Regions from separate parts of the Homo sapiens genome. Here region 2 is linked to region 1. The links are chromatin contacts, found by Hi-C or POLR2A ChIA-PET in ENCODE. All regions are on one chromosome and are shown on one strand. Each heading gives the region's core, a stretch centred on a gene start or an enhancer-like site at or near the end of the contact. The rest is flanking DNA. Distances are from core to core; before and after follow the strand shown. Region 1 overlaps SLC15A2 (solute carrier family 15 member 2). Region 2 overlaps ILDR1 (immunoglobulin like domain containing receptor 1).

Region 1 (4,867 bases), core at 738-3,237:
ACATTATGTCACTCTCATGTTCTAAACTTCCAATGGTTTAACATGTCACTTAGAATAACATCAAAATGTCTTACAATGGTGACAGTCATATATGTCCATATATAGTCAGAGTCTTTAATATGCAAATGTTAAGAAAAACTCTATATTGCAGTTTCAGTCAATGACAGACCAAATATGTGATGGTGGTCCCATTAGATTATAATACTGCATTTATACCTCTTTTCCAATTTGTGTGTCCACATTTTTTCAAATGAATTATGTCATTCACTTTTTAAAAAATTGATACATAACAGATATAGACATTTTCAGAGCACATATGAATAATTTGATACATCTATATAATGTGTAAAGTTTTTTGTACCGTTTCTATGTTTAGATATGTTTAAGTATAAAAATACCATTGTGTTACAATTGCCTACAGCATTTAATACAGTAACATGCTGTGCAGGTTTGTAGCCTAGGAGAAACAGTCTACACCATATAGCTGGAGAAACAGTCTATACCATATAACTTAGATGTGTAGTAGGCTATACCATAGGTTTGTGTAAGTACACTCTATGATGTTTGCATAATGACAAAATTGCCTAACAATGCATTCCTCAAATGTATCCCTGTCATTAAGTGATAAGTGCTAGAATGTAAGCCCACATTATGATGTAGTTTCCAAAAACAACTCATGTTACCTTACACTGCATTAACAGAAGTGCATTGTTTGAAGAAAGGCAGGTGCTAGTTCTTCCAGTCAGACTACTTTGGAATGTTATATTTGACTCCAGGCACTTCATATTAAGATATCTTAATATTAATTGCTGTATTTCAGATAAAGAATGTTTTTCAGAAGACAGAAAGTAGGATGGTAAAAGGACAAATTATGCCTGGTGAGGAACCATTACAGGAACCGAGAATCTTTACCTTGAATACTTGATGATTAGGGAAGAGCCATGAAAGTTCTCCCCAAATAGCTAAACATCTGCCACATGAAAAAGGGGGTATACATATTCTTTTCTTTTTTTTTTTAGATGAAGTCTCACTCTTGTCCCCCAGGCTAGAGTGTGATGGCGTGATCTCGGCTCATTGCAACCTCTGCCTCCCGGGTTCAAGCAATTCTTCTGCTTCAGCCTCCCGAGTAGCTGGGATTACAGGCACCTGCCATCACACCTGGCTAATTTTTGTACTTTTAGTAGAGACACGGTTTCACCATGTTGGCCAGGCTGGTCTCGAACTCCTGACCTCAGGTGATCCACCTGTCTCAGCCTCCCAAAGTGCTGGGATTACAGGCATGAGCCACTGTGCCTGGCCGGCTGTTATACTTATTCTTGTTAGCTACAGGGGAAAAAAAACAATGGTAGGAGGTTTCAGAGAGGAAGCTCAGCACTTACAAGGAAGAACTGCTCAACAGTTTTTTCCAAACCAATGTTCTGCAGCGTACATGTTAATTTAAACAAGGTATCTTGTGTCTTTACTGCAGGATATCTCAGAGTCTTTAATATGCAAATGTTAAGAAAAGGATACAGTATGCCACATTTCCCAAACTTATTTGTCCATAGACACTTCTATTTACAGAACTGTGTTAATGTCTCTTGAAACAATGGTCATAGAACAGTTTGGGTTAAAGCTATTTAAAAATGAACAGGCTGTCTTCTAAAGGAGTAGGGTCAGGTTCACATCAAGATATCTGGAAAAACTGGTTGGTCTGGCTGCCGCTCTTATATTTCTGAAATGCTTGTCATTAAAACTGAAGTATATAAAGTTTGGGCACTTAGAGCAATTTCTCTTACCTGTTAACAGTAACATTATCTGTTAATATTAACAGGTGCCTGTTAACATGAACATTGTTACGTATTAACATTAACAGTATGAGACCCAACACTGTTCTACATGAGAATAATGTTTTAAAACCAATGGAAATGAAGCTCTCTAGAACAGTGATTCTGAACTTTTTTCCTAGTAACACACTGCACAGTCGTGCCATTCCCGTGTCTGTCCTCTGATTCATTCATTGTGTATGAGGTAATGTTTCTCAATTTTTTTTCATGACCATACACATACACAAACAAAACCCTCATGCTCTACCATCCCTACTCCCACAAATTTTGATAGGAACCTCACATAGGACCATGCTCCTCTATTGACATTTCCATTTTAGAACCTCAAACCTAGAGCATTAATGTAACTTTTTTTGAATAAAAAGAAAATTTCTAGGCTTCAAGGCAGAAATGGTATTTAAAACTTATGGGAAAAGTAAATCAGGAAAACAACATCAAAAAGGAACTACTTTGATATTTTTGAGGCTAAATGGAAACATTAATAAAGGAAGTTGGACTTATAGAAACATTGTTGTTATTGAATATTTGCTGCAATAAGCAAGACAAGGTGTAATAATAAGAAAAAGCTGGATCAGCAAGGTTGACAAGACAAGGTTGCAAATTATAATTATTGTTTATACAACTGTTCACTGAAGGGCATAGACCAGCGCCATAGAGGCTAAGAAGAATGTACTCTGTAAAAGAATGACTGGCTCTTCAGGATTTCTACAACTTACACCTGTTCCTGTTCTCCAGAACAATGTTTACTAATGCTTACTATCTCTAATCTGGTTTCCATGATCTATCCATACTGAGAAAGGAGGGTTTGGATAAGTAAATAAAATACTATCATAATCAGAGAGATATAACTTCTCCTGTGTTTTAATAAAATGGCATTCTGCTTCCTACCATCTATATTGACAAATTTACTAAAGTCATATCAAACCTAGAGAGCTGACAAGCCAGGCCCTGGCTGGACCAGATCACATCATACATACCAATTCTTGAGGCCCCTGTGAATAGCATAATTACATTGCTTATAAAAAAAAAAACTTGAAATACCATTTCTTTGTTATTCTGCAATTTTGCCTCTAAATCAGCACCTCAAAAATTAGGGCCATCAGTCCTAAATGGCAGTTACCTATAAAGGAATTCCCATAACTTTGCATACCCACAGAGAATGATCTCCATTATACGTGTGTATTTTCATGGTCATTTGGAGACACCAGGCCAGCTCCAGCAACACTGCACAAGTTTTAATGAGTTCACTGATGGACGGGCAGACATAGAGTCTCTGGGGCCTTGTTTAAAGATGTACTGGAAAACCAGTCCTGGAACTTCTGTCATTGGAGAAAGGTGGAGGAGATCAGCTCTGATATGCTGCTATCTCTCTTGTCTAATCCAGTAGAAGAAAAAAAATGCTTCAAGACAGGGCCAGGAATTGGGGTCAGGACAGAATCTAGGGAGTCATCAGAGTTTTGTCTTCTTGGTCTCTAGTTTGATCATGTTCCCCTGGATGTGAGGAATGTGCTTATCTGCTGGACCCCGCATATCCTCTGTCTTTACAGGAACATAGTAGTAGCCCATGATGGAGAAGATCAGGCAGATCACCAGCAGGAGGCAGGAAAACAAAATGAATTCGGCCCACTGCAGGGGGAAATAAATATGAGAAGAATATGGAGAAACCTGAAACTAAAGAGATCTTTACAGGATGAGGAGTGGGGAGCAGACTGACCTGGGATCACCAGTTTAACCAGACTTTTGCTGGACAAAGACTGGGTTCACTGGCCTCTCCTCACATAGGTATATTGTAGTCATTATTGCCACTTACATATGTCTATTTTCCTGGTAAAGTCTGTATATCTAACCCATTTCATGTCACAGCACTGAATGGGGAATGTGGGAAGCAGAGAGATGGGGGAAAGGGAGAAGAGAAAGCTGGAGGAAAAACTTGAGTAGAAATGAATCCTGCTTCCCTCAGATCCATACCTGTACCAGGCCACTGAACTGTGCCACAACAAGCACGATGATATTCCCAACTGCAATTGTCAATAGCCAAGCTGCCTGGAGCACAGATTTCATGCTAGAGGGAGCCTGGGGATGACACAAGTTTGAAAGTAAACAAACCCCCTTCACTGCCCTCATGCCCCATGCATCCAGGAAACTTCTCCCACAAAAGCTTCCAAGTTAGAACTTCTCTTATTAAGTTCAGCTATCACATTGATTCAGAGGGTGTTAATAATGTAAACAGTAAGAATAAGATGAAGCTCCTAACTGAATATATTTAAACTCATTATGTCATATAATCTTCATTACAATCCTAAGAGATAAGTTCTATTCGTATTCTTATACATTTAAAAAATAGTATTACAGACTGGGCGCAGTAGCTCAAGCCTGTAATCCTAGCACTTTGGGAGGCCAAGGTGGGCAGATCATCCAAGGTCAGGAGTTAGAGATCAGCCTGGCCAACATGGTGAAACCCTGTCTCTACTAAAAATACAAAAATTAGCCAGGAATGGTGGTGTGCGCCTATAATCCCAGCTACTCAAGAGGCTGAGGCAGGAGAATCGCTTGAGCCGGGGAGGCAGATGGAGTCTCGCTCTGTCGCTCAGGCTGGAATGCAGTGAGCTGAGATCGCGCCACTGCACTCCAGCCTGGGCGACAGCATTACAGAGATAGTAATTTACTTGCTCAAGGTTACACAATAGGTCATGCAGCCAAAATTTGAACACGGGAAGTCTGACTCTGCAGCTCTTCATTTTAATCTTTAATCTCTTTCCTAGAACCCCAAAATCATAGACTCCCATGCTGTACTGTCATGACCTGGGGAGTTAAGATGTTCAGGTCATATATGTTCAGGGTCATAAATAAGGTACCCAAGGCCAAAAGAGATAACATACCTATTTAAGTCAGTGCTAGAATTAAAATTCATTGTCCTTCAAGCAATGCCTCAATTTCTACCTTCTATTTGCAAAAACTTACCTGAGAATAAGAAAACTCAAGACCTGTGACAGAGAACATGACCTCCCCAGCTGTAACCAGGGCATATTGTGGTAGCTGCC
Region 2 (4,867 bases), core at 1,966-4,465, 53 kb before region 1:
ACAAAGATCCCTGAACTTGGGCCGATGAGGTCACTTTCAAAGTGAGTCACTGGGGTAGACTGTCCTGAGAAGTTTGTTGACAAGAAGAATTGCATGGAAGGGCATGAGTTATTAAAGAAAGCTCTTTGGTTAGAGGAGTAAGGAGTTATTGTTGGTGTTTGTAGAATAAGGTAATCCTAAACATGTTTATAAGCAAAGAACCAAGGTTAATATCAAATGAGTAAAGTGAAGCATTAAGAAGTGAGGTCACTGATGAGTGATGAAGCTGGTAGGAGTGGCCTCAGCCCTACAAGGAAAGAACTGGCCTTAGAAAGGGAGCGGAAGGGAAAGGGAAGCAGCCTGGCCTCTGAAGACAGAAAGGAAGTCATTAAAATGTGGAGGATGATTAAGATGTAAGGGAGGAAGCTGAGGGAGCTCACATCTGCCTGACTCGATTTCAGCAAATCAAAATTCTAGATGCAGAAGGAAGCTTCAAGAAACATGTCAGTGATTCTTGAACTTCTTTGATCACATCCCACCTCCCCAACCTGCTCCCACTTTCTAGTGAGAGTTAAAAAAGGATTAGAGAGGAGAAAAATGAAAATAAGACCAAATTTTAGTAACCCTTGATAGTTCACCTAATAGTGGTAAACAGCCCTCTGTAGGACTTAAAGATAGACATTTTTGAAATGGAAACGTATTTTTTCCCTAAGAACTGGAGAAACGGCTTTCATCCCTAGAGCAGTTACTGGCCCTCCTTACTGGAGAACCTCCAGGCATGCCCAGCAGTAGGCCACAGCCACAGTGAGACTCTCTGATCTCTCCTGCCCCATCTCCTTCTGCCTCACAGCTGAGGGAAGTGAAGTCGAGGGAGATTTTTCCACAATTACTTGTTACAGCCTGTTAGCAGTGGGCCCTGGACTAAACCTAGGTTTCTTGGCTCCACGTTCAGGGCTGGTTCCTCTTCATCAATAGAGATGAAGTCATCAGCAGAAAGTTCACAGGCAGGGGAAGACCTAAGAGGTGGGGAATGTTTAACCTGCTGCTATAGAGGAGGGAATGCATGTTTGAGAGGTCAAGAAGGAAAGCCCTATTGGGAGGAGGGCTATTTGAGGTCAATTGCCTGGTTGGGACCCAGAAGCATCTGCTGGTAGTTTCCTAAAGCTAAAATGACAAGAGTTCAAAGGGGCATCAGATTCTAGGAAACACCTGAGGATGTCCCAGAAATGACTGGTCAGTCAAATCAGGGAGGACTGGTAGTTTTGGAGAAAGCAAATAGACTAAGTGACCATAGGTTAAAAGAAGGGCAAGGGCTGGGCATGGTGGCTCATGCCCGTAATCCCAGTACTTTGGGAGGCCGAGGCAGGCAGATCGCCTGAGGTCAGGAGTTCAAAACCAGCCTGGCCAACATGGTGAAACCCTATCTCTACTAAAAATACAAAAATTAACTGAGCATGGTGGTGGGCGCCTGTAATCCCAGCTACTCGGGAGGCTGAGACAGAAGAATCGCTTGAACCCCAGAGGCGAAGGTTGCAGTGAGCCGAGATCGTGCCATTGCACTCCAGCCTGGGTGACATAGCGAGACTCCATCTCAAACAAAACAAAACAACAACAACAAAAAAAACAAAACAAGGGCAAGAATGGGTTCTGTAAGAGTGGAGAGGGGATGGTAAGGAATGGTGACCAAAGGGTTGTTGAGAATCCTCAGCAGTCAATTCCAAGTTGACTCCTACATTATTGGAACAGGGAGCTTGTTGAAAATACAAATTTTCTTGCCTTGCATTAGACCAGCTGAAGGAGAGTCCCTGGGAGTGAGGCTCAGAAAGCTGTATTTTTAACAAGCTCATTAAGGGTGACTAAGGCAGATTTTACTCCACTGAGGTTAAAAGATAACTTATTGGGAGTCTTTTGCAGCTTTGTTGCCTTATCCAGGTTTCCTACTTTTATTGCCTATCTGATTCCCCATTAGGTGAGCAACAGATACCCCTGATAGCCTAGACATCCCGTGAGGCTGTTTTCAGGGATGCAGGGGAAGGCACGCAAGAGAAAAGCTCAAAGGCTGTGTCTTCCATCCTGTTTCATTAGTTTTAGTGCAAGAAGGAAGGGTGAGACCCTGGAAAAATGGTGTGGCAGCTAAGGGAGCAGGTGAATTAATCTCTGGACTGTGTGAAAAAAACTCAGGGAAATGTCAGAAACACTCATGGAGGATCTGGAAGGGTTGTTAGAGAGTTATTTGTGGAAGGAGTCCCATTAGTGAAAAAATCATTTGAGGAGCAAAGAGGAAGCACAACTCTGCCTTTCTCCCTGATTGAAGGAAGCAGGAGGAGTGGCTAAATGGGAATAGGACCATCTGGAAGAAGCTAGGATTCCATTAAAGGGGTACAGTGGGTAGGGTTGTTCTCCTTGGAATCAGATGTCCCGAGGCTATGGAAGGAGAGACTAGTCTGGAGTGGACTTTGAAAGGTCTGGAGCCGAGTTAGAGAGAGGTAAATTGAGGAGGTGCCTGCAGGGAAGGTTTTTTGCTTCATCACAGAAAATAAAGGAGTCTGGGGACTTGGCGGTGCGGCACACAAAGAGTGTAGGCTTGAGCGTCACACAGGTTCACACCCTGGCTCTGCCAGTCGCTAGCTGTAGGACCTTAGGCTGGGAAGGTAATCTCTCTGAGCCCAGCTTCCTCATTGGATTCCCACGTGAAGAGATTTTTCAGAGAACTAGTTAGCTTATGTAAAGTAAATTACATGTATAAGGCTGGGCATTCCAGTATGTGTGTTGGTGGTGGCCAGAAGAGGGAGCTAGGGAGAGGCATCTCTGCAGAGGGAGAGGGCAGTGCTGAGCCTGTGGACCTGTCTTCAGGGAGGCTCCAGGTGATCAGCTGGCATGAAGGTGTAGCTGCTGGGGGAGCTGCTGCAAGTTTGCCTCTGATTTCTTCCAGGCTAGGCTGTGACTCACACTGAGGGTTGGAGCTCCGGACATTTCTGGGGACTCTGTTACAACCACTTCCTGTTGTGCTGGAAGTTTCATACTGGAATCACTGAGCAGCCCACTGGATGACCCCTTTGCTGCTGGCCTTGGCAAACCCTACACCCTATGTGGCTGTGTTCAGGATGCCAGCTTTCTGCCCCCTTCTACTGTACGTGGCCCTGCTGTTTTAGGGGTGGCCACAGGGCCCAGGGAAGCAAGGAGGAACTGAGAATGCCAGGCTGGGGCCTAACCTCGTTCACACTGAGGCTGGCACTTCCTGCACTTAACGTACAGGCACACGTCCAACACGCGTGGATAGGCAGAGCCCTTAGGAAACATGAGGCACTCAGCCACAACTACCCCAAAATAGAAAAGCACAAACAAAAACAACGAAATGCTTTTGTTTTTAATTTGTACTCACTGCGGGTTGTATGCCTCAGACCAGCCCCACCTAAGGGGCTGGAGTGACATTTTTATGGATCCCTTGCACTACTTTTTTTATATGATTTTCTTTGCCATAAAAGGAAATAGTATTTCTCATCTCCCTTCCCTGCTTCCACCCCACCCCTGAGAAATTCCCCTACTTAGGGACAATCTCAATACTTAATAAGGCGGGAAGAGTAGAAAGGACTCACTGGAATCTACTTGAGCTTTTTGCACGCCCTTGCCTTCTTCCCACAAACTTTCTTCCACCCAGGGTTGGCATGCCAGCTAGAAATACTCTTCCATGCAATTGCCAAGTAATTCTGCCCATTATCTTCAGTATCATGCCCTTCCCTTTTTCCTTCACTCTGAGCAGATGCCCCCAGCCCCTGACTCACAGCATCCTCTAAGTCCTTCGCATCTGGACCTTCTGTTTCTGGCCTTTGGCTTCTAGTTTTATTGGCCTATGGCCCACTTATTCATTGTATGCTAGTATCCATGAATCTACCTATGCATTTTGGGTGACCTTAGGAATGGGCAAGATGATGAAATGATTTTGAGGCTAGGAAGTCAAGTTTTAAGAATATACTTTACTGGGGTACAAAAGTTGCAGTCTTGAAGATAATTTAATTCCAGCTCCTCGCCAGGGGGACAGTTAATTTACTACCCCCTTAACCCTTACTCCCATGCAAAATAGGTGAGAATGGACAAGAGAAGCTGGCCTCTTGCAAGGCCCCTAGGTGGAAAGAAGTGAAGTGGGAGGTGTGGGGCTTGCCCTGGCTGAGGGCCTGCATTTCTCCTTCTTTCCCTGCAGCCCTGGCCCGCCACCGCTACATGAAGCAGGCCCAGGCCCTAGGTCCTCAGATGATGGGAAAACCCCTGTACTGGGGGGCGGACAGGAGCTCCCAGGTTTCATCTTATCCAATGCACCCGCTGCTGCAGCGAGGTAAACTCTTCCAGAGATTTGGGATAGGGGAGGGCAGAGGGCAAGGGCGGGAACATGGGCTACATCAAGACCTCTGTGACCGATGCGGCAGGCATCTTCATGATGGAGATGGGAGGGATTCATGCTAACCAATGTCACATTTTGATGTCCTGATTCTGAGGTGTATGTTTTGGGCCATTTGTTCTATTGTCCTGTCCTTGTTTCCATTCAGATTTGTCCCTGCCGTCCAGCCTCCCGCAGATGCCAATGACCCAGACCACCAATCAGCCTCCCATCGCCAATGGTGTCCTGGAGTATTTGGAGAAAGAACTGCGGAACCTCAACCTGGCCCAGCCTCTGCCCCCTGACCTCAAAGGCAGATTTGGCCATCCCTGCAGCATGCTGTCCTCCCTGGGCTCTGAGGTCGTGGAACGCAGAATCATCCACCTGCCCCCACTGATCAGAGACCTGTCATCCTCAAGGAGGACCAGTGACTCCCTGCACCAGCAGTGGCTCACCCCAATTCCCTCCAGGCCCTGGGATCTGAGGGAGGGGAGAAGCCACCACCATTACCCTGAT

What was found. Hi-C counts contacts between places; a loop is a spot of excess contacts on that map. ChIA-PET counts read pairs that join two places held with the same protein, here RNA polymerase II (POLR2A). Pooled maps may share reads with other maps.
Region 2: a loop to region 1 is called in a map of PC-3, with 3 times the contacts of the local background. The contact joins two enhancer-like sites. A Hi-C loop is called at or near these places in 3 of 168 maps with a recorded cell type or tissue (Caco-2, Calu3 and PC-3), 1 of 37 single-sample maps with no recorded cell type and 3 of 50 pooled maps. POLR2A ChIA-PET finds 5 or more read pairs at or near these places in 4 of 52 experiments (A673, Caco-2, H1 and 1 more).

Annotation. Positions count from the first base shown.
Region 1 is chr3:121,939,416-121,944,282 of GRCh38, reverse strand. It overlaps SLC15A2 (solute carrier family 15 member 2), which reads right to left. Exons shown (of 22, transcript NM_021082.4): 20 at 4,788-4,867; 21 at 3,795-3,899; 22 at 95-3,452. The coding sequence ends at 3,276. Among named protein-coding and RNA genes, the nearest start is that of SLC15A2, 47 kb to the right of the region's middle. Within about 2 kb of position 1,987, at least 5 of the 41 ENCODE cell types and tissues checked have a DNase peak (open chromatin) inside an H3K27ac peak, as active enhancers do; they include PC-3, where a contact is called at or near this core.
Region 2 is chr3:121,993,624-121,998,490 of GRCh38, reverse strand. It overlaps ILDR1 (immunoglobulin like domain containing receptor 1), which reads left to right. Exons shown (of 8, transcript NM_001199799.2): 6 at 4,178-4,309; 7 at 4,521-4,867. Among named protein-coding and RNA genes, the nearest start is that of ILDR1, 26 kb to the left of the region's middle. RefSeq lists enhancers at 856-965, 996-1,075, 2,835-3,129. Within about 2 kb of position 3,215, at least 24 of the 41 ENCODE cell types and tissues checked have a DNase peak (open chromatin) inside an H3K27ac peak, as active enhancers do; they include PC-3, where a contact is called at or near this core.